2 separate regions of the Homo sapiens genome follow, and region 1 is linked to region 2. The links are chromatin loops, found by intact Hi-C in ENCODE. Cell type or tissue: sigmoid colon. All regions are shown on one strand. Links, peaks and the distances in the headings refer to the core of each region. The heading gives the core; the rest is flanking DNA. Region 1 holds the start of LINC02043 (long intergenic non-protein coding RNA 2043). Region 2 has its middle 25 kb from the start of RPL39L.

What was found. Peaks named below come from ENCODE experiments on the same cell type or tissue, not always from the same donor. Only the 100,000 strongest peaks of a DNase experiment are listed, where the experiment ranks them.
Region 1: a loop joins it to region 2, with 4 times the contacts of the local background. A loop is called at or near these places in 2 of 110 quality-filtered maps.

Annotation. Positions count from the first base shown.
Region 1 is chr3:186,822,301-186,833,553 of GRCh38, forward strand. LINC02043 (long intergenic non-protein coding RNA 2043) reads right to left here and starts at 3,221. Exons shown (of 4, transcript NR_125409.1): 1 at 3,007-3,221; 2 at 2,142-2,412; 3 at 1,245-1,321. It also overlaps the pseudogene MCF2L2P1. RefSeq lists a silencer at 5,054-5,293. In sigmoid colon, for the core only: no CTCF peak of the experiment used is centred there; DNase peaks (open chromatin) are centred at 4,947, 5,271 and 5,555; H3K4me3 peaks cover 1,404 bases; H3K27me3 peaks cover 1,317 bases.
Region 2 is chr3:187,158,642-187,169,894 of GRCh38, forward strand. No RefSeq gene overlaps it. Among named protein-coding and RNA genes, the nearest start is that of RPL39L, 25 kb to the left of the region's middle. In sigmoid colon, for the core only: a CTCF peak has its summit at 6,608 (motif pointing left); no DNase peak of the experiment used is centred there.

The DNA of each region.
Region 1 (11,253 bases), core at 4,031-6,530, 340 kb before region 2:
TTCAGAGGCTGAGGCAGGCGGATCACAAGGTCAAGAGATTGAGACTATCCTGGTCAACATGGTAAAACCCCGTCTCCACTAAAAATACAAAAATTAGCTGGGCATGGTGGTGTGTGCCTGTAGTCCCAGCTACTTGGGAGGCTGAGGCAAGAGAATCACTTGAACCTGGGAGGCAGAGGTTGCTGTGAGCTGAGATCATGCCACTGCACTCCAGCCTGTTGACACAGTGAGACTTCGTCTCAAAAACAAACAAACAAAAAAGTTGATGTAACCAAGGTATTTGTTAAGGCCTGTGTGCTTGAATTTGTTTTTTGCTGGTGTATGTATGCATGTTTGCTTTGTTTTGATTTCTATGGACATTATCTAGGTATTTATGATGATTTCCATTGCCTAGGATGAAGACATCTGCAGCCAAAACTCCCTGAAAAGTTAGTAACAGTAGCATACCTGAAGTGACTGGTGCTATTCTGAGGCTGTTACTCTTTTTTTGAAACAGGGTCTTGCTCTGTCGCCCAGGCTGAGCGCGATGACATGATTTCGGCTCACTGCAGCCTTGACCTCCCAGACTCAAGCAATCCTCCTGCCTCGGCCTCCCAATGTGCTGGGATTACAGCACAGGCCACCACACCCGGCTAATTTTTAAAGTTTTTTTTAGAGACGGGGTCTCCCTATGTTGCCCAGGCTGGTCTCAAACTCCTGGGCTCAAGAGATCCTCTTGCCTTGACCTCCCAAAGTGTTGGGATTACAGGTGTGAGCCAACACATCTGGCTGGTTATTACTCGTATTACTAGCAAATGTTATTTATTGAGTTTCTATGGTGTACTAGACACTGTTCTTTTTTTTTTTTTTTGAGATGGAGTCTCGCTCTATCCCCCAGGCTGGAGTGCAATGGCACAATCTCGACACACTGCAACCTCTACCTCCCAGGTCCAAGCGATTCTCCTGTCTCAGCCTCCCAAGTAGCTAGGTTTATAGGTGCCCGCCACCATGCCAAGCTAATTTTTGTATTTTTTTTTAGTGCAGACAGGGTTTCACCATGTTGGCCAGGCTGGTCTCGAACTCCTAACCTCAGGTGATCCACCCATCTCAGCCTCCCAAAGTGCTGGGATTACAAGCGTGAGACACCCTGCCTTGGCCAGACACTGTTCTTGATGTACATTTTGCTAATCCTTCCACTAAATCTCCAAAGTAGATATCATTGTCTTCACTTTAGAAATAAAAAAATGATGCTTATGACCACCTACCAGCAAATCTTGATGCGCCAGGGACTGGGGGGAATAATCATTGACTAGCTGGCTATTATGAGTCACAGTTTCCATTCCTGCAAAATGAGAATTTTTTTGACTTAGGGGTGGGGTGTTCTCTAAGCTTTTTGCCTGATTCTAATTCTTCTGCTAGAAGCTGTGGGTTTACAGAGGTGAAAAAGATAGCCCTTCCACCAAACATATATTCTATTATATATATCTTATCTATATATATTATATATATTCTATTATATGTATCTTATCTATACATATTATATATTCTATTATATATATCTTATCTCTATATATTATATATATTCTATTTATCTTATCTCTATATATTATATATATTCTATTATATATCCCTTCCACCAAAAATATATTCTTTTATATTAATAAAATATAAACCCAGGGTCCAATGGAAAAGACTTAAGGGCAGACACAGAGTGGGATGTGGTTTGTGTTAGGAGAGGGCTGAAGGGACATCATGGCAGGCATTTGTGTGACCTCCCACAAAACACCCTCCTCCACTCTGACCTCACTTTGTTCTTCCTTCCCTTTGTCCTTATTATTTCCTTTCTGCTTCTCTTTCTTTTCTGTCTCCCTCTGCCCTGCCCTAGAACGGTGCCTTTCTAATTGTGGGTTATAACACATTATTAGTAGGTCATAAAATCAATTCAGTGGATGTGGACCAGCATTTTAAAAAGGGAATTAATAGAATATAAACTCCTTAAAAGGCGTCACTCATACTCAGGATAATACTGCTGTGTAAAATTTGTTTTAATATGTGTCAGCATGTGTACACTGTGTCAAGATGTAACACTTACATCCTATTTTAAGACCCTGCTGTAGACTAAACCAGGACCCCCATGGTGCTCCAGGCGTCCCCACCCTCACCTGTGGCACCAGGAGCTCCTGCTGTCACTGGCCCAGCTGGGTCCTGTGTCTTTCTCTGCGTTGTCAGGGCCTGCGCTGGCAGTCCACCTACAGGGAGGTGGAATCCGGGGCTTGACGGCACTGGGAGGATCCTTCATCTTTCCAGGCTCAAGCAAATCCTCGCCTGGAGGCGGGGAATGGGCTAGATGACCCCTGAAACAGTCCAGTCCAGCATCTGAGAGCTCCTCTGGGTCCAGCCCTGTGCCGCCTTTCCACGCTTCCCTGCAGGGCCCTGGGGAGAGCAGAGAAAGCAGCTGCCAGCTCCAGGCAGTCATTTTACCCCAGGTGCCACTTACCCTGCGGAGGGGCTGGAACCAGCTAATCATTTTACCCCAGGTGGCACTTACCCTGCGGAGTGGCTGGAGCTTCTCAGGTTTTTCAGTTCCTGTGTCACCTCCCAGCCCTGCCCACCACATGCTGTGGGTGTCTATGGCTGACGAACGCCCCTGAGCCAGGCCAACCCCCAGCCTCCCAGTGGGTGGCTCTGTGGTCCCTGGCAGCCCCGGCATCATCCGGAGCACAGAGGCCATGGACACTCAGGGGATGGTCAAGGTCGTAGCTCCCTCCGTTCTTCCGTTCCTCCCTCACAGAGCTTTCAGCAAGATAGATGGTCATTCTTCTGTCCTCACTGCTCCCGGCATAAGGGGACCCCAGGGCTGGATGACTTCCCTAAAGAGGAATCTCTCAGGGTTTCCTGCAGCCGCTCCCAAGTCCCGTCTGGAGGATGAAGGTGGCGGACACATCCCTGACGCAGTTTCTCCTCTGCCCTCCACCCCTCACCCATCCCACCTCCTGGACTAGGAACTCAACCAGGACTTGCTTCAACCTGAGAAGATGGTGTCCAGCCCCCTTGGAGCCTGCCAGCATCCGGCGGGATTTCAGAGGGGCCTCCAGGGAGGCGCTGCCCAGCTGCCCCCAGTGTTGCTCACACAGCCCCCACTGATCTGCTCTGGGGAGGCCACGGCCCCAGAACGCGGCTTGTGGGGGGCCTGGGGCAGCAGGCCGGGAGACGTCACTTGTCCGCTGCCTGCTCACCCAGATAACTGCAGCTCCCTCCACTGCCGCCTACAGCCCTCCCGCCATGCCTCTGCCCAGAAGGCCCTCCCTCTCCAGTCCTGTCCGCCCCTCAAGGCCTGCCCAAACCTCCCTGAATTCTCGCCTGAGCAGACACTTTCCTAGCACGGCTCCCGCCGCGTGGATTACTCAGCCGAGCCTCAGTCTGGGGCTGCCCTGTGCTGGGAGCTTTATGCAGATGCTCGGCTCCCTACCCTGGCTTGTGAGCCGTGTGGCGCAGAAACCGCATCTCACTCAGAGCGAGGGTAAAGAGCAGCAGGGCTGGAGAAGCCAGCTGCCCTGCCACAGGCCAAGAGGACTTGGCCAAGTGACCATTGCTGTCTGTTTCCCCAACTGTAAAGGGGGCTGAGACCCTTACAGGGTTGTGAGGCTTAAACTTTGACAAACGCCTACCATCCCACCAGGCACAGGGCAGTTGCTGAGTATTTGGCGGTGGCTGCTGTTCCCCACAGTGTCCAACACCTCCCGGGGATGTAACAGGTGCACCACGGGCAAGACTGATGGGTTTATCAGTTCACTGCGGAGAGAGGCAGGGATGGATGCACTTGCTTGTTCCTCTTATTTTCCCTTATGGGGAGCAGTGACACTTGGCAGAGGCTGCCAGGGAGATGGGAAATGGACATTAATTACGGGAAAGAAAAGGAGGCAAGAAGGGGAGGAGGGTGGGAAATAGACAGGGGAGGAAGAAGGGACGGAGGCATGGTTAGAAGACAGGCAAGCAAAAAAGACGACTGTTTTCTTGGACGAACAGGGAGGTAGGGCCATGAAAAGCATGTGGACGCTTCTTCTCAGTGAATTAAGGCATTTCAGCGCTGGAAAGAGCCTGAAAAAATCAGACTCCCTTCACAGCCCAGCGGAGTGCAGGCCCTGGGAGAGCAGGAGTTAGAGATGGGGAGGACCCCGCCTGCAACAGGCACTGCCTGCTACACCCTGCCATGGGCAGAGGGGCTGTCCTCCCACCCCAGAGAGGCCCCATCCTTTCCTTTCTTTCCCCAAGGCTGCTCCAGCAGGGAGTTTAGCTCCATGGACACCTTTGAAGGCTATGAAGGTGCAGAAGACATGGAAAAGGTGAGCAGCGCTCTGAACGTAATTTCTTTCTTTCTTGTTTATTTCATCTTCTTCCTCCTTCCTATTCATCAGCTCCTCCTGCCTACTGTCCCTCGCCTCCATCCCTCTCCCCCTCTTCAGGATTCTCACCCATAAGGACCTGGTTAAGCCAGGGAACCGAGGTCACTAGTCCTCAAAGTGGCTCTGACCCTGCTAGCCCGGCATGTCCCCACGTGGCTGTCTCCTTGGCGGTGCGCTGGTGTCCGGTCATAACTGGGGCTCCCGCTGAGAGCCCCGTGGCCCAGGTGGGAGGGCTGGGGTGGGCCTCAGCCTGCCAGCGGAAGTCACCACATTGCCCGGCCTGGCCACAGCCTCCAGCAATAACTCTGAGGGTGCACCCGTCCCCCCCCCCGCCCCCCCTTCCAGCTCGCGGGGCCTTTTCCAGTTGGATGACAGTCACGAAACCTGTTCCTCCAAATCCGCTTTCCTGGAGAGGAGAGAAAGCACCCAGGGAGAAAAAGAAGAACGCGATGAGGAAGCAACGTGAGTGTGAGCGAGGAAAACTAAGCGCCTCTGTGGGCCACGGCGTCTCTGACTTTCTTCTCGGAATTGCAGGGCGACCGGCAGCACCAAGAAGGAGCGTGCTGGGGCGTCCACGCCGGCTGACTCCTGCGGGGGCGACGGCTGGTTTCCAGGCGAGGGCGCGGCGCCCGAGGACCTCCACCCCGGAGAGCTGCCCTCCCTGCGGTCGCCCCGGCTCCCCGGCTCCAGAGCGCCCGCATTCCCGAGAGAGGCGATGTGGGGGCCCGGGCCCTGCCCAGCTACGCAGAAAGCAGCCGGGGCCGCGGCGGCGGCAGAAAGGGGACGCCCAGGGCCGCCTCCCGGGAGCCCGAGGGGTGCCCTGCGTGCTCGTCTAGCTCCCGCCGCCCGGCGAAGGACCTCGCGGGACGGGGACCCCTAGTGCGCCTGCGCGAGCGCGGCGGGCGGAGGCAGACGCTCGCGGAGGCCACGCCTCCTAAGGCTCGGCCGAGCCTAGGAGGAGCCGGAGCTGGCTCGGGGCTGCTCCCACCCGCCAGCGCCGGCTGCCCAGCCTGGCAGTGGACCGGGTGTGCAAGCCACTTAGCACCTGACAGGTTAATTCAGAGGGGGTGGTTCCAAGGTAACTGCTGAGAGATTTACGTTTGGATTTGTTAGTTTAAAAATTAGTTTTCCAGTTACCCGGGCTGGAGTGCGATGGCGCAATCTCTGCTCACTGCATCCTCCGCCTCACAGGTTCCTGCAATTCTCCTGCCTCAGCCTCCCGAGAAGCTGGGATTACAGGCATGTGGCACCACGCCCGGCTGATTTTTGTATTTTTAGTATAGATGGGGGTTTCACCATCTTGGTCAGGCTGGTATCGAACTCCTGACCTCAGGTAATCCGCCCGCCTCGGCCTCCCAAAGTGCTGGGATTACAGGTGTGAGCCACTGCGGCCTGCCGATTTTCAGAATTTTCGTCAGAGGTTTGCATCTGTTTAGTTTTTTAGTTATCTTCAGACTTGTCATGTTTTCTTTTCATAAGTTGCAAATTAACTTTTCTGTTTTTAATTTTTACTTACTTAGTTTTAAGGTGTATTTACTTTCAGAATTTCTTAGGTTTAACATTGCTGTCAGTCAGGGTCCAATCACTGAAATAGACCCCACACCAATTATTTTAACAGAAAATTTAATATAAGGAATTGTCACACAACTATTGGAGAACTAAAAAGGCAAAAAAAAAAAAAAAAAGGATGATATTGAGATATCATGGAGATTTCAACTGCAAGAAGCAGCTACTACCTCAAGAGCTAAGGGAACAAAAAGAAGTTGGAATGATCAAAACTCAGAAGTCTGAAGATGGCCCCAGGGCTGGGGTTGTTCTTTGCGGAGGAGACACTGCTCAGAGCCTGGGGTCTGGGAGCTGGATGCAGAACTCGGGAGGGGACATGGCCAGCTCGTGCTGGTGTCTCTGAATGGGCATCATCAGGCTGGTTATGGGAGTGCTGGGAAAATGACAAGCTGGAACCAACTGCTGCTACTGACACCACCTGTCATTCTCAGAGTGGAGACCTGTTGCTAGAACGCTGACAGGAACCCAGGAGCACAGGAAGGAGCCCATCGTGACCCTGCACCACAGAGCAGGGGCGGGGGTGGGGGTGGGGGGCAGGGGGATGTAAAAGCTGAGGACCATCCCAGCACACTTGCTTTGGAGTTACGTAGAGCTCCGTTAGGATTCAGTCAGTTTTGGAATGGTTAGGGGTGATTTCATTTTTTCACTACATGTGGGATCTGGCAGAATCTTCAGTCTCCTGGTCTTGTTTCTGGAATGGAGTGGGTCACGAACACCTCACAGGAGTCTCTCCCAGGAGACTTGAGAGGATCACTTTAGAATTTAAGAAAACAAAAATAACATGTCTCACTTTGTTCACAAAGAAGCCCTTTGACAAAGTGGCCAAAAACGGGCAGAGCCTAAGGAACAGACTCTTAGGGAGGGGTCCTTGGAACAGTATCCTGCAGAGCGTTCCTCTTTCAAATTCTTTAGAATTTTACGCTGTTTTGTGGGGCCACCCTGTCCCACTCCCTTTCCTAACAACACAGTGCCTTTCTTGCTTTGAAGTTGTAAACTGTTTTTTTAATTGTTTGCACAATAAAATAAAGTTCCTCCCAATAAGGGACAGACTCTTAGGGAGGGGTCCTTGGGACAGTATCCTGCAGAGCGTTCCTCTTTCAAATTCTTTAGAACTTTACGCTGTTTTGTGGGGCCACCCTCTCCCACTGCCCTTCCTAACAACACAGTGCCTTTCTTGCTTTGAAGTTGTAAACTGTTTTTTTAATTGTTTGCACAATAAAATAAAGTTCCTCCCAATAAGGGACAGACTCTTAGGGAGGGGTCCTTGGAACAGTGTCCTGCAGAGTGTTCCTCTTTCAAATTCTTTAGAACTTTATGCTGTTTTGTGGGGCCACCCTCTCCCACTGCCCTTCCTAACAACACAGTGCCTTTCATGTTTTGAAGTTGTAGACTGTTTGCATAATAAAATAAAGTTCCTCCCAAATCAATAATCTGTAATCTTAGGTTCTTCTACCTGTATTATCCTTCAGCCCACATTTTTCCATTTGACCATCAGAAAGTTTACATATGTATGTACATATGTATGTACGTATGTATGTATGTACACATTCCCTTTATTCAATACCTATTTCCTGAGCACTCTCCTTCCCTGAGGACGGGTCTGGCACCAGGTAGAGACCAGGGAGGTATGAAGATGAGTGAAGCATTCAGTCCAGTGGGGGAGACAGATGTGGAAACAGAATCACAACACGATGTGGCAAATTCTCTGGGAGCACAGAACACCATCACTGACTCTTCCTGATACAGTCAGGAAGGGGTGACACTGGAACTGGGTCTTACAGGCAAGTGTCTTCTCCTGGTGGAGGATGAGAAGGGCACCCTGGCGGAGGGAATAGCATGAGCTCAGGTACAGGGGCACGGAGGAGCTGTGCATGGCAGGTAGGACGAGTTGATGGGGGCTGCAGGGTTGCAGGGTTCAGAAAGGCACTAAGCTTAAGGGCTGACCCTGGTGCTTGACACATCCTGCCTCATTTGTTCCTGCAGCAAGTCTGCAAGATAGTAGGGAGCAACCTCAGGAGTCCCATGTTTCTCCTAACACAGTTGACATTTCTGGATATCTTAAGCGCCTTCCCAACTTTCTCCTTCTCCCACCCTTATTTTCATTTGTCTATTGAAGATGAGTCCCTCCTTCCTTCGCCTTTTCACTCCTGCTTCTTAAACATATGTAGAGATGAAGGAGGGTTGATACCAGCAAGCTGTGAAACACAGGAGACTTCAGCTGAAAAAGGAGGTGGAGAAGAGCAGAGCAGAGGAGACCAGCTTGTGGGAATGGCTGCATAAGTTCTGCAGACCAGCATGGTGAGGAGTGGGCTCCGGGCATCACCAACCATGACTGCCTCCAACTATATTCAGCAACCATTGTAAGGTCATGAGGATGCCTTTCCCAAAGGGGGAACCTGCTGTAGATCCAACCCAGGTTTGTGAATGTAACAGACTGGAATTTTTAAAAGCACACAGAGCCCTTTGCTGCACTAACAGCAATGGACATGTCTACCAGGTCCAAAAAAAAAAATGGTCCTACACAATCTGCGGTGGTGTATTTTCACACTTTTAATAATACACACCTATGCATTCCGTCTTGGGGTGTGTGTGTCTGTGTGTGTGTGTGTATGTGACTAACTTAACACACTGAACGCATTACAATGCATTAAAAAGTTCTTCAGCAGACTTCTCTGCTTTAGCCTCTGCTATGGTCTAAATGTTTATGTCCCCGCCAAATTCACTTGTTGAAATCCTAACCCCCAGGGTGATGATGGTGTTAGAAGGTGGGGACATAGGGAGGCGATCGGGTCATGAGGGCAGAGCCTTCATGAATGGGATTATTATCCTTATAAAGGAGGAGAGACTTCCTTGCCCCTTCCACTGTGTAAGGGCACAGTGAGGAAGCACCACCTATGGACCGGAAAGAAGGCCTTCGCTACTGGTGTCTTGATCTTGGACTTCCCAGCCTCCAGAACTGTAAGCAATAAGTTTCTGTTGTTGTTGTTGTTTTTCTGAGACTGAGTCTCGCTCTATTGCCCAGGCTGGAGTGCAGTGGTGTGATCTCGGCTCACTACAACCTCTGACTCCTGGGTTCAAGTGATTCTCATGCCTCAGTTTCCCAATTAGCTGGGATTACAGGTGCGCGCCGCCACGCCAGGCTAATTTTTGTATTTTTAGTAGAGAGGGGGTTTCACCATGTTGGCCAGGCTGGTCTTGAACTCCTGACCTCAAGTAGTCCACCCGTCTCGGCCTCCCAAAGTGCTGGAATTACAGGCATGAGCCAGTGCGTCCGGCCAGTTTCTGTTGTTTATAAGCCACCCAGTTCATGGTATTTTCTTATAGCAGCTCAAATGGGCTACAACAGCATCTCTGATTATCCTATAACAATATATCCGTTTCTCTATGGGAATCCATTTCTGTGCGAGAATATGTAAGAACCTCAGATGTTTCATGCCATTGCTGAACAGAGGAGTCTCCTGGGTTCTGGACACTTGCCTTGGGAAGCACATCACTTGGTTCCTCTCAAACGCATTTGACCACTGAATAGCCAGCCACTCACTATGGAAACACAGCCCGAAGCACTCTCAATCTTTTGGACCTCAGCCCTTTTCTGGATCTATGAAAATGTCCATACTGGATGGTGCTGGCAGGTTGCGAAGTGCCCAAACCTCCCACGCTTCACAGGAGGAACCCTCTGCAAATCTTACATGGCAGGTGGGTGACCAGAGGAGCCATTCCAATACCAGTCATTGCTGGATGTTTCTGGGGTGCTGTCCCAGGTGCTGTGGAGCATATCTACTCTGTCTAGTCTGTCTTTCCATTCCAGTCCAGTGGATATTGTGTCTTCTTCTTCAGGTCCTTGTTCACTGTAGCTGCTCAGGAAATAGTTGTGAAATGGATTGTTGTTGTGGTACATTCTTAAAGTCCCTTGAAAGTAAGAAAATAAACGAATGACTCTTCTGTGGGTAAAACTTTGGTCATCTTTTCACTTGTTTAGATGAGAAAGAATACAGAACAATGAGATTATAGTCTCCTAAAACTTTTGGAAAAATTCTTCATGTCCTCTATAGTGTTATAATTTTGCTATTGTCCCCCAAAGGGACTCAGGTAACATGCTTTGGATGGAATGGTGGGATTAAAGGCACCTTTGATTCTGCACATTTGGTGGTGTTGTGAATACAAACTAAACACTAGCTGTGCAGTATGCAATATTTAAAGGAAGTAGAAATCATCCAAATCAGCATTTCCAGAGTTTTTCAGAACAAGCAAGAGAATACAAGAGATCAGCAGTTTTCTCCCTCAAGTTGTTCTATAGGAAAAAAAAAATTTATCCAGGCTCAAAGAAATTCTATAGGAAGGAAATCTGCATACTTTTGCTAACCCCATCATTTCCCAGACTCTTTGAATTCAGTAGGAAGACCGCTTGCTCCACACAGTTATTCAAGGTCCCCAAGATTCTTCTATCTGGGTTTTCCATCATGCCCTAGAACAATGTCTTTATCTGCATGGTCAAAACTGACTTACAGTCGTATCTGTGGTCACAGATAGGGGAAGGGGACTGAGGATTACATGTGCAATATTTTAAGACTCAACCTGCAAGTGGCACACATCACTTTCTCTCACATTCCATTAGTGAAAACTTAATCATGTGGTCACTCCTCCCTTCAAGGAGGGGTAGGAATTGTGGTCCCTAATGGGGAGGCCATTTCTACATTATTTCTGACAGCTACAAGTCTGTTAATGTGTATCATAGTTGTCCCACCAGCCTGCAACAGAGCAGGGGCTAGAAGCCAGGTCTTCCAACTCCTAGTCCAGAGTTCCCATTACCACACTAGTATTTCTGTACAGTAAGTCCTCACTTAATGTTATCAGCAGGTTCTTGGAAACTGCAATTTTAAGTGAAATCATGTATAATGAAATCAATTTTGAAATTTCTCATCAATGTTGTAACTGAGTAACGTTATTTGAGGACCTGCTTACATAATTTTGCTTGAAGTCCAAGTTTCCAAGAACCTATTGATGACATTAAGTGAGGACTGACTGACTGTGTTCAGCCAACATATATGGAGTCCTCCTGTGTGCCAGGCTCTATGTCAATATGAGAGTGGAAAGTCCTACAAAACAGAATCCCCTAATTATATATTTACTCTAGTATCAAGCTTTATTAATGGATAAACGTTCAGATAGCTTTGTAAAGCTATCCCAAATTATCTGATAGCTTTGCATGATGTTCCTTTCATTTGCCAAGAACATACATATTCTTGGTGAGGGATTAACACATATAATGAACAGAGTAGAGAATCCTGAAAGAGATCCCAATGCA
Region 2 (11,253 bases), core at 5,290-7,789:
CATTTCCTGTTGAATATCTAGTATGGTGACTCTTCTCTGGCCTTTGTCCTAGCAGTGAGCACTTCTAGTCAGATAAGTGGTATTATCTCATAGCCTAGGTAAAGGATGTCTTTTTCCTGGGTTCCCTGTTCCCTGTGTGATGCATATTATCACATCTTTTATTGTCTCACTAGATCCCATCTCATTTGTGAGCCACCTAAAAATTCCCTGTTATCAGAAACACACTTGATGTACGCTGAGTCTTTGCCCAACAGTGGACTTCAATGTTTCCTACCTTCTAGGAATGCCTGAAATGAAACCACACAGAGACACTTTACATGGTGATATTGGAAGCAAAGCCTTGCAATCTGCCTGTCCTGAAGAGATTGCTCCTTTGCAAAATTCTTTTTTGGCTGTTGATGGTAGTTCTCAGGAACTACCATTTCCCATTGGATAGCGCCTTGCCTCACTGGGCATTGCTGCTGGTCTCCTGGGTGCCACAACTCCCACTGGGATTGGTGACCATGATGCAGTGGGGCTGTCATATGACAGAACTCCTTGGCATTCTATGGGAGAGAACATCCCTCTCTTTTGGGTGTTGTATTTGGCCACTGGGCACCATGACCATGATATTGTGCCTCAGTGTTCCACATGGTATCTAGCAAAATCGTTCTTTAATTTTCATTCTAGTTTCCATCCCAACCCTGTTCCCAGGACACATGACAAACAGCATGTTATACTCAGAATGGCCCCTTCCCATCTGATGTCACTGGGTTATCAAGTTCTTCTGCCCAAACTTCTCCCGTTTTTCATGCTCACTGCTTTTAATGAGCTCGTTTAGCCAATTCACTATTTACCCAGAGATCTACTAACATAAGGTATAGATTCTGATACCAGGCCCCCATTTTTAGTTCATCAAGGCAACTGACTCCTTAGAGGTCACCTGGGAGAGGATAATGTCCAGGTGTGTAGGCAAAGAGTTAAGGGGAGTGTTTGGCTGATTCATTCATTAATCAATCCCGTCTAGTTCTTCTGTAGTTTGGGGCAAACTTCTCTGTTTGGTGGGATGGTTCCTGAGCCCTCACTAACTTCGTAACTTCACCTTCTGCTAAAGGTGGCCATGGGCTGAGCTCTCTAGTGCTCAGCAGGATGATGGCGTGGCTCTGACAAACAGAGCTTACTGCCTGGGAATAGGTGCTCAAATGAGATGGAGCTTGAAGAAGTCAGGCTAGGCAGAGGGTTTTGTTTTAATTTCATCCCAAAAGGTGACAGACGGTTGTGAGCTACTCTTCAATCCTCCACACATCCCTGTGACCCTCCTCAGGGTTGCCTCCTGCCTTGGCACTTACGGCAGATCCAGGTCTCAGGCAGACATGTTGTAACTACCCAAGGGGTTCACTTTGCCTGCTGCCTAGACAGAGCCAATTTCTCAAGACAGCGGAATTGCCATAGAGAAAGAGTAATTCACACAGAGCCAGCTGTGTGGGAGACTGGATTTTTATTATTACTCAAATCAGTCTCCTAGAACATTCAGGGAGGAGAGTTTTTAAGGACAACTTGGGAGGTAAGGGGAAGCCAGTGAGCCAGGAGAGCTGATTGGTCAGGGATGAAATAATAGGCAGTCGAAACTGTCTTCTTGCACTGAGTCAGTTCCTTGATGGGGGCCACAAGATTGGATGAGCCAGTTTATTGATCAGGGTGGGGCCAGCTGATCCACCACGTGCAGGGTCTGCAAAATATCTCAAGCACTGACCTTAGGAGCACTTTAGGGAGGGTCAGAATCTTGTAGCCTCCAGCTGCATGACTCCCAAACCATAATTTCTAATCTTGTGATTAATGTTAGTCCTACAAAGGCAGTCTGGTCCCCAGGCAAGAAGGAGATCTGCTTTGGGAAAGAGCTGTTATCATTTTTGTTTTAAACTACAAATTATAAACGAAGTTTCTCTCAAAGTTAGTTCAGCCTACAGCCAAGAATGAACAAGGACAGCTTGGAGGTTAGAAGCAAGATGGAGTCGAATCAGTTAAGTTAGATCTCTTTCACTGTCTCAGTCATAATTTTGCAAAGGTGGCTTTGCTGTCAGTCTGGCAGCTTTATATCAGGGTGAGATCCATAGAACTACAGATTTCACTGTGAGTGGGAGCTCTGTACTGAGCTGCCTGGTTGTCACCAAAGCAAAGTTCCTTGCTTCTTTTTTCTCTTTCTTCTACATTATTCCTCTTCCTCCATTAAAAAAAAAAATTTCTTTTCTTCTTTGTCTCCCTTATCTCCATTTCTCTTTTCTTCTTTGTTTCTAAGAGTTCTGTATCTTCCCTTCTCTGTCTTTTTTCAATTCATTTGACACACATTAGCTGTATCTATGTAACAGGGTGTGTATTAGGTGATGGGTATATAAAGGTGAGTAAGATGAGATCCTGTTTTCCTGTAACCTAGTTCATTGTTGGCATCAGAACTACAACCCACAAAATAAAAAGAATCATTAAGAGAGTGTGGCATTTCAGGTGCTTTATGTACATTCTTGAGTTTAATTGTCCTAAAAAATTAGTAAAGTAAGCATTTCATTTAATGGATGAGAAAAGTGAGGCTCAGACAGGGTCGCAATTAGACAGCGGGTGGACAAAGCCCCTGCATCTTGTTTCTAACCCAACCCTTTCTCATTTGCTCTTCTCTTTTTTCTGTTTGTTATTCCCATTCCGCTTCCTTCTTCTCCTTAACACCCACTCCTGTTATCTACACTTTTTCAAGCCCCTTTAGTTCATCAAGGCAACTGACTCCTAAGAGGTCCCTTGGGAGGGGATAATGTCCAGGTGTGTAGGTAGAGAGTTAAGGGAAGAAATTTTCCCTTTCAAATTCTCCCTCTGTGCTTCTGTTTCTCTAGCTTCCTGTTTCTCCCTGGCCTTTTGTCTCCACATTCTGAATTCTCTCCTCCTATTTCATGCTCTCTGCCCTTTTCTCTCTTTCTTTTCTCTTCCTTTCTCCCTTTGGTTCTTTCTGGTATTCTTAGACTGTCTTTTTTCTTCTCTCCTTTCTTCATTCCACTCTATCTCACTTATCTCAAGGACTCTCCCTCCCCCTTCCCCAAGTCTCTCTTTGTCTCTCAGTCTTTCTGACTCTGTCTCTTGCTTTCTTCTTTCTCCATTCCTGCCCTTCCTACCTCTGCTTCCCCTAGTGGCTTTCTTCTTGCTCTTCTGTTCCTTGCTCTTTCCACCCTGGCCAAGAAGGACAGTGAAGTTCTGTCCTTTCTTTTTTTTTTTTGCTCTCTCTCCCCTTTATTTCTTCCTATTGTTCTTGTTTCTGACTGTTCCTTGGCTTCTCTTCTTCTTTTTATTACTCTTTCTCCCTCTGTTTCTCCCTCTGAGTCTCTGCTTTATTTTTTCTAAAGATTCCCTCTTATTTGTGCTCCTTTTTTTGACCCTCCTTTCCTCCTTCCTTCCGTCTTCCCTTTTGCCCATTTATCACTATTATATTTTCTTCCTTCCTCTCCATCCACTTTCCTCTCCCCGTTTTCCTTTCTTACTTTCTCCCCTGCTGTGATCTGCCATCTCCTCCAGCCACCCTAGCCAAAAAAACAGTGAAGTCCTGTAGCTGCTACCTCCTTCTTTTGGGCTTGTGGGTTTATGAAGCTGGGACATTTTTCCTGTTCCGGGGCCTCTCCCTCGGCTGCTCCCCTCTGGGCAGTGTTAATAGGTCCAGGCTTGCAGGGGGATGACCTTGGCCGTCATACTCACAATGCTGAGAGAGGCCAAAGAAGTCAGGACCCCACCCCCAGGGAGAGGGATCATCTTGAGGAGCATCCAGAGTGGGGCCTCCTTGCTGCATGAAGTCAGAGTCCATGTGGAGCAAACTGTTTTTCCCTTAACTCCTCCTCTCTCCTCCCTCACATGTGCAAAGGCACCCCCTTGAAAAATCCTGGTAATGGTGAATTTTATGAGGGAGCAGCTGCCATGGTCGTGCTCTCTCAGGCCTCTGAACTTTGAGTTACCCAGCTCTAATATTGATCAGGCAGCCTCAAAGAACCGTTTAGCTTGGCCTTATGTAGGCAACAAGAAGATTCGAGTCTGCTTGCATTCTCTTTGCAATGATTCCTGAATACTCTTGCTTATACCTCCTTCTAGGGAGTGACTATGTATGTGGTCAGTGAGTATTCTCCATTCCGAATGCATATTTAGCTGAGGCTGAGAGGAGGCCCTGTTGTGGGTAGGTCCTGTGCTGTGTATCCCACATTGCCCATGTCTCAGCTGAGGTGGTCTTCCTGATATAGCTGCTTCTTGGGTTAGGTATCCATTAAGCCAGAAAAATTATGATTGCTAATGTGAGCCCATCAGGATGGGCACAGTGGCAAATTCTGGGACCATATGAGTAATCTACCTATGGCTGAGCCCGAACCTATAGCCAGTGCTTTCTCTGATAGGCTCTGTGCATGCTGCTAGGATTGTGTGATGCTGCACCTCTATCTAGATGAATGAAGGCTATAAGGGAAAGCCACAAGTGACTCCTGGAGTCAGAGTTGAGAGAGAAAAATTGTTTCTGGGAGAATCAGGAAAGCTTCCGGGAAAAGATGGCTTTTGAGCTAGCCCCTGAAAGTTGGATTTGCTTTAACAGTTAGAGATGGGGAGAGAAGCAGTGGAGGTCTCTTGGAGGTTTTGTTAAAGCTGGTCAGTAGATCCTAGGCTTTGCTGGGTAGGAAAATTCTGATCCATGAAATTAATAGGCCGGGCACAGTGGCTCATGCCTGTAATCCCAGCATTTGGAGAGGCTAAAATGGAAGGACCACTTGAGCCCAGAAATTCAAGACCAGCCTGGGCCACATAGGGAATATTTTGTATTTTGTCACTATAAAAATAATAAAAAATATTAGCAGGCATGGTGGTGCACACCTGTGGTCCCAGCTTCTTGGGAGGCTGAGGTGGGAGGGTTGCCTGAATCCAGGAGGTTGATGCTGCAGTCAGCCATGATCATGCCGCTGCACTCTAACCTGGGCAACAGAGTGAGACCCCCTCTTAAAAAAAGAAAGAAAGAATGAAATTAATAGGTGTGTAGTATGAAGTAGGGATGAAGTACCAAGGGAATTTCTGGGCTCATAACTTGAAGGTAGAAATCTGTAGGTGCTTGGAAGGTAGGAGTCCTGGGCGAGGTTGTGGCTTGTTTAGTCGCAATGGGCTGCAGCGAGAATATGGTGATGTCAGAGTAAGATGCCAAGGTGTGGCTTGCCTATAGTCATTAAAAGCGTGGGCTTCAGAGTCAGACCAGCCTACGTAGCATTTTCGTGCTGTGTGGGTTTGGTCAAGTTCTCTTTGAGTTTGTTTCTTTATCCTTTAAGTGGCTATAACCATGGAATTTACCATGTAGGTAATTATATTAAGATTAAATGAGATAATGCATATCAAGCACTTAGCATGGTGCTCGTACATAGCAGTTGCTCAATAAAGCTTGTCTAGCATTAAGTTATATAGATTATTGATTTTTTTGCAGCATACTTTATCACTCAATAATTATATAGTAACCTAACATTGTTTCATAACTATGTTTACAATGATTACATTGTTGCTTTCCATGACTTTCTATTTTTTTTATTTTTATTTTTAGCTATACCTGCTGGAATGGGACAACTTTCTATCCCATCTTCCTTCAGTCAGATCCCCTCAGCTGCCCACCCCTGCCCTCACCCTGAGCCTTTCTGCTCTATTCTGATGGTTTTCTCAGGTTCTGGGAAGGGGTTTATTCATTTACTTTTCTTTCAGGCCCTCTTTTCACATGTGACTAGTCGGTCAAGACTTTGTGCAATCTTTTCCCATCTGGATCGTTTCCTGAAAAAAATGTTTTTAAGTTTCTGGTCCATTCATGACACTATTCCTTGTTGTTCGGGGTATTACAGATGATTACTCAATATTTTTGAACTTTTTGGTGTTTTTATAAAGTTTGGGTGGAAAAAGAGCTAAGAGTGAGGGCTCCAAAGTACGTTTTGACATGGACAACTTGGTAAGTTCCCTGCCCCAGTGTGTAGGCCCAAGGGGGTGGCAATTAGGATTAAGCGTCTGACAATCCTGATTTCCACAGAAGCCCCACTTCCTGCTCAGAAAGCGTGTTCTCCTGCGGCTCACCTCCTCACGAAGTTCCCAGTGGCCCTACAGGACACACGGGCTGTCTCCCTGGTAACAGTTAAGCCCTCACTCCTTGACCTATCAGTCCTTTTATAACTTAGGCCAAGGTTTAAATTTTAGCTAAAATTATTACTGCATTCCTCCAGAAGAAACTCATTGTGTGGACATACTGAGATTTATCTAATCGATTGAATCTCCATAGATTTATCTAATCTGTTGAACATCTCCATCAGTTTTGATAACTAATGATAGTTGTCAAAATTCCTGTTTTACCTTTAAAAATAAGAGCTGAAACAATAGCCAGTGGGGACTACTAGAGCGGGGAGGGAGGGACAGCGGCAAGGGTTGAATAATTATTGGGTACTATGCTCAGTACCTGAATGATGGGATCATTTGTACTCCAAACCTCAGCATCAAACAGTATACCCAGGTAACAAACCTGCACATATCTCCCATGAATCTAAAATAAAAGTTGAGAAAAAAAAAAAAAAATTCTTACCACGTTAAATAAATAAAGAGCTGGATTTGCTGCCCCCTTGTGTCTTAGAACAGCCATAACAACATCATCATTTGTATCCTTTCTTATTCCTTACCAGCTCGGGTTTCACCTGGCCTGATTGCTCAAATTACACCTCGGGGGTTAGGAGACCACATCTCTCAGTTGCAAAGAGCTCTCCTAAGGGAAAGGCTTTTATTACCAGGACCAAGTTCAGCTCTGTCTGACTGCTAAGGTTTGAATCATCAGAACAGAAAGAAATTTGGCATGGAACAGATTTACCAAGATACAGTTAGCAGGTACTCAGGTACCAAAAAAGATGTATTTTATAATATCACTAACTCAGATACCAAGCGCTACTCAGAAAGCAGGCTAGGAAAATTCATTTTAATGGATGTTTCATTCTTTTATTTACCTGATGTTACTGAGTGCCAGACACCGTTCTTGGCATTAGAAAACAAAACTGAAGAAATACAATAAGCAAATAGGCAAACAACTACTGCAATATAATGCTAGTTAGTGATAAGTACTAACATGAAAATGAACTAATGGTAAATAAATAGAGGGTAATAGGGTGATTTATGGAAACCACTCAGAGGGTGACATGCAGAACTGTGAATGAAGTAACAGCAAGACATGGGAAGGTCCAGGGAAGAGTGTAGGTAAAAGAAACTGCAAGGGCAAAAGTGTTGAGGTGGAAAGAGTCTGGTATGTTTGAAGAACAGCAAGAAAGTCAGTATGGTAACAGCAGAGTGAGGGAGGCTGAAGTGGCAAGAGATGAGATGGAAAGATAGGTAGACCTTGTATGTATGATGAGAAAATTGGATATTACTCTGAAAGTGATGTGAATCCATTGGAGAATTGAGCAGGGGAGCAGTATGATTTAAATTATATTTCAAAGCTGTCATTCTGACTGCTGGGCAGAAAAATGAATCTAGGTGACAAAAAGGGAAATAGGATGGTAAAATAGAAAATTATTGCAGACAGAAATATTCCCATCACCCTAGAATATAGACTGCCCCAAGACAGAGTTCTTTATTGCTTAGACCTTTGTGTCTTAGGTTAGTGATCACTGGAGTTAGTGTGGGTCATGAAGTTGATGAGAAGCCCTACTGGGCCAGGGCTCTCTTTTCCTTCTCTTGTTACCACATAAAATTTGTATGGGATTCAGTTGACCTTTTTAAAGAAGGATGAAACTCCTGGTTGAAAATTGAGCTCTGGTAGCTGATGAGATGGCATGTAGGCACTCCCCCAGGGTAGATGACCTGCTTAGGAGAGGTGAGGACACTGACACAATGGCTGGACAGCAGGTGAAGGAAAAGCTGGGGAGGGGACATGTGCCCTCACCTATTCTTAAATAAATATTTTGGGATAAGGAGTCTTGTCTTAAAGCTCCTCACATAGACAAAAAGAAGTGAAGGAACTGGAGAATGGGGTGGAGTAGGATGTGGAAGTAGGATGACTAGAAGGTACAGAATTACCATCTTCAGATATCTGAAGGACTATTTTTTTTTTTCACAGAAGGATTAGCATTGTTTTCTCAGCCTCCCGATACAGAGAAGAATTAAAAAGGCGGGATAATATTTACAACCTGTATTAGTCTGTTCTCACACTGCTAATAAAGACATACCCAAGACTGGGTAATTTCTAAAGGAAAGAGGTTTAATAGACTCACTGTTCCACATGGCTAGGGAGGCCTCACAATCATGGCGGAAAGCAAACGAGAAGCAATGGCACATCTTACATGGCAGCAGGCAAGAAAGCACGTGCAGGGAAACTCCCATTTATAAAACCATCAGACCTCATGAGACTTATTCATTTACTTGAGAATAATATGCGGGAAACCACCTCCACGATTCAATTATCTCCACCTTGCCTCACCCTTGACACATGGGGATTATTACAATTCGAGGTGAGATTTGGGTGGGGACACAAGCAAACCATATCACAACCCAAAGCAAGAGAGTAATTTCCATCAGAGCGGCTAATGGTAAGGTAGGCTGCCTTGTGGAATGAGGTTCCATTACTGTAAGCATTCAAGCAACAGTGGGAGGCCTGTGGGTGAGTGTGCCAGACTCCCAGATGGCACCCAGGGATCCTTGCCTCCTGGTGTTCATACCTTGTTTAGTGAATAGCATTAACTATGTAACCAATAAGATACTGCAGAAATGACAGTGTTACTTCTGGTACTAGGTTATAAAAGACATTGTGGTTTCTACCTCCCTGGTATTTAGATTATTGCCTCTGGAAAAACCAGTCTTCATGTCAGGAGGACGCTCTAGCAGCTTTTTGAAGAAGCCCATGAGATTAGAAACCTGAGGCCTCTTAACAACAGCCAACAATGCAAGTGAGCTGTTTTAGAAATGGATCTTCCGACTCCAGTCAAACTCTCAGGTCATTATGACCCTGGTCAACATCTTAACTGCATCCCGATGAGAGACCCTGAGCACAACTGACTCAGTTAAGCCATGTGTTAATTCCTGACCCACAGAAACTTTGAGATAATAACTGCTTTGGGTGAATTAAGCCAAGTTTTAGGACAACTTTTTATGTAGCAATAGATAACTAATTTTGTGCCGTACAAGAAATTCACACTTCAGCTGGAACTGAAATCAAATGGCTTTCTGAAGCCCTTTTTAGCCCAGATCTTTGGTTTTTGACAGTCACTTTATTGGAAAAGAAGTGAAGTTAGACTCAGCTCCCGGCCATCCTTAAGATATATTTGCCTCTTTTCTCTCTAGCTAATTTTAGCAATCCTCCGGAGCACTGGGCAGCCAAATGTTTCAGCTACCTGGACAGGGCCCAAGGCTGGCTTTCGAGAGATGCCATTACATTATAGACTTTATCACTTATGTGTTGCTACAGAGCTCATATTGAATAATTCTCTAGACACTGAGAATAGACAATCTCATTAAGTTTTTAAAAATAACGCCATGGATGTATATACAAATTAGGTGCTTATATGTAATACATACATACATATAAATACATATTTACATGTGGATATACCTTTTTAGGCATATATGCATTTAATCAAATAACTCACATGTTATATATGTATGCATAAACAAAATAATCTATATAGACTTGACTTACTAGAAATCTGACATTTCTAAAAGTCATCACAGAGACCACATTCACCTCAAGAGCTGGACAAATACTACCAAATGAACTAAAGCCGCTGCTACTGTCTTACTAACTAATAACTTATCAGTTTTACTTGAAGGAGAAGAATAGTCATTAAAGGTCCTCGAACCCTATAAACATCTCTACCACTGTGGGAGCCTATCGAAATTTTTGTATAATTTTTCTGATTGATGGTCAATTGTAAATACCAATTTAATGCTTGTCTCTGTACTGTGGTCCCCCCTTATACATGGGAGATACATTCCAAGATCCTCAGTGGATACATGAAACTGCAGATAGTACTGAAACCTAAATATACTACGTTTTTTCCTATACACACATACCTATGATAAATTATATGATATATGATAATTTATAAATTACACAGAGTGGGCAGAGTGTGGTGGCTTACGCCTGTAATCCCAGCACTTTGGGAAGCCAAGGTGGGCAGATCACAAGGTCAAGTGATTGATACCATCCTGACCAACACGGTGAAACCCCATCTCTACTAAAAATACAAAAATTAGCTGGGTGTGGTGGTGCATGCCTGTAGTTCTACTCAGGAGGCTGAGGCAGGAGAATCGCTTGAACCTGGGAGGTGGAGGTTTCAGTGAGCCGAGATCGCGCCACTGCACTCCAGCCTGGGTGACAGAGCAAGACTCCATCTCAAAAAATGAAACAAACAAACAAACAAACAAAACTTACACACAGTAAGAAATTAACAATAATAAAATAGAACAATGATTAGATATACTGTAATAAAAATTATGTAAATGTGGTCTCTCTTTCTCAAAATATCTTATTGCTCTGTGTTCACCTATTTTCAAACCATGGTTGACCATGAGTAACTGAAACCATGGATAGCAAAACCTTGGATAAGGGGGGAGCTCATGTACTAAGCACCCCAGAAGGATGTGCAGACCACCTCTGCCTTTGGTTTATGTGGAATGTCACCCCCAGCAAAACCCATCTTGTGCTAACAACACACAGTTATGGTGTTTCTGTAAGAAACCTTAACTTGTCCTGAGAATTTGAAGAGGAATCCTTCCGCTTCCAGAGATCTTTGTTATTCGCTCTCATGACCTATCTATCTTGGCATGATGTGATGGTTGTATGAATGCCAGCAAATCACTATAGACTCTAAGTTCACTGACAGCAGAGTCTGCCTTCTTTGTAAATAAATACTTTACTCTTACCACACATACTGAAATATAGTAGAGTTCAACAAATGTTTCTTAAATGATGAGGGGTCTTTTGGTCTTATATAGTTCAGGTGGTTGGGGTATGGAGTAAAGGATTTAAATATTTGGCCAATCAAATTAAAAAGGGAAGCTGTCCTGGATTTGTTTTAAGTGATGATCCAGGGCAGAGGATTTGCTCAGGACTTAGCAGTAGAATGATGCTCTACCTGAAAAGCTTGTTTGTTTTTGCTGAGTAGGTACTGAGCACTTTCTCACTATTTTTCTCTCCCTTCTCACATTGGTAGCTGCAAACATAGAGCTTGTTTTGTGGTACTCCTATAACACATGTATACATCTATGCCCCAAATCCAG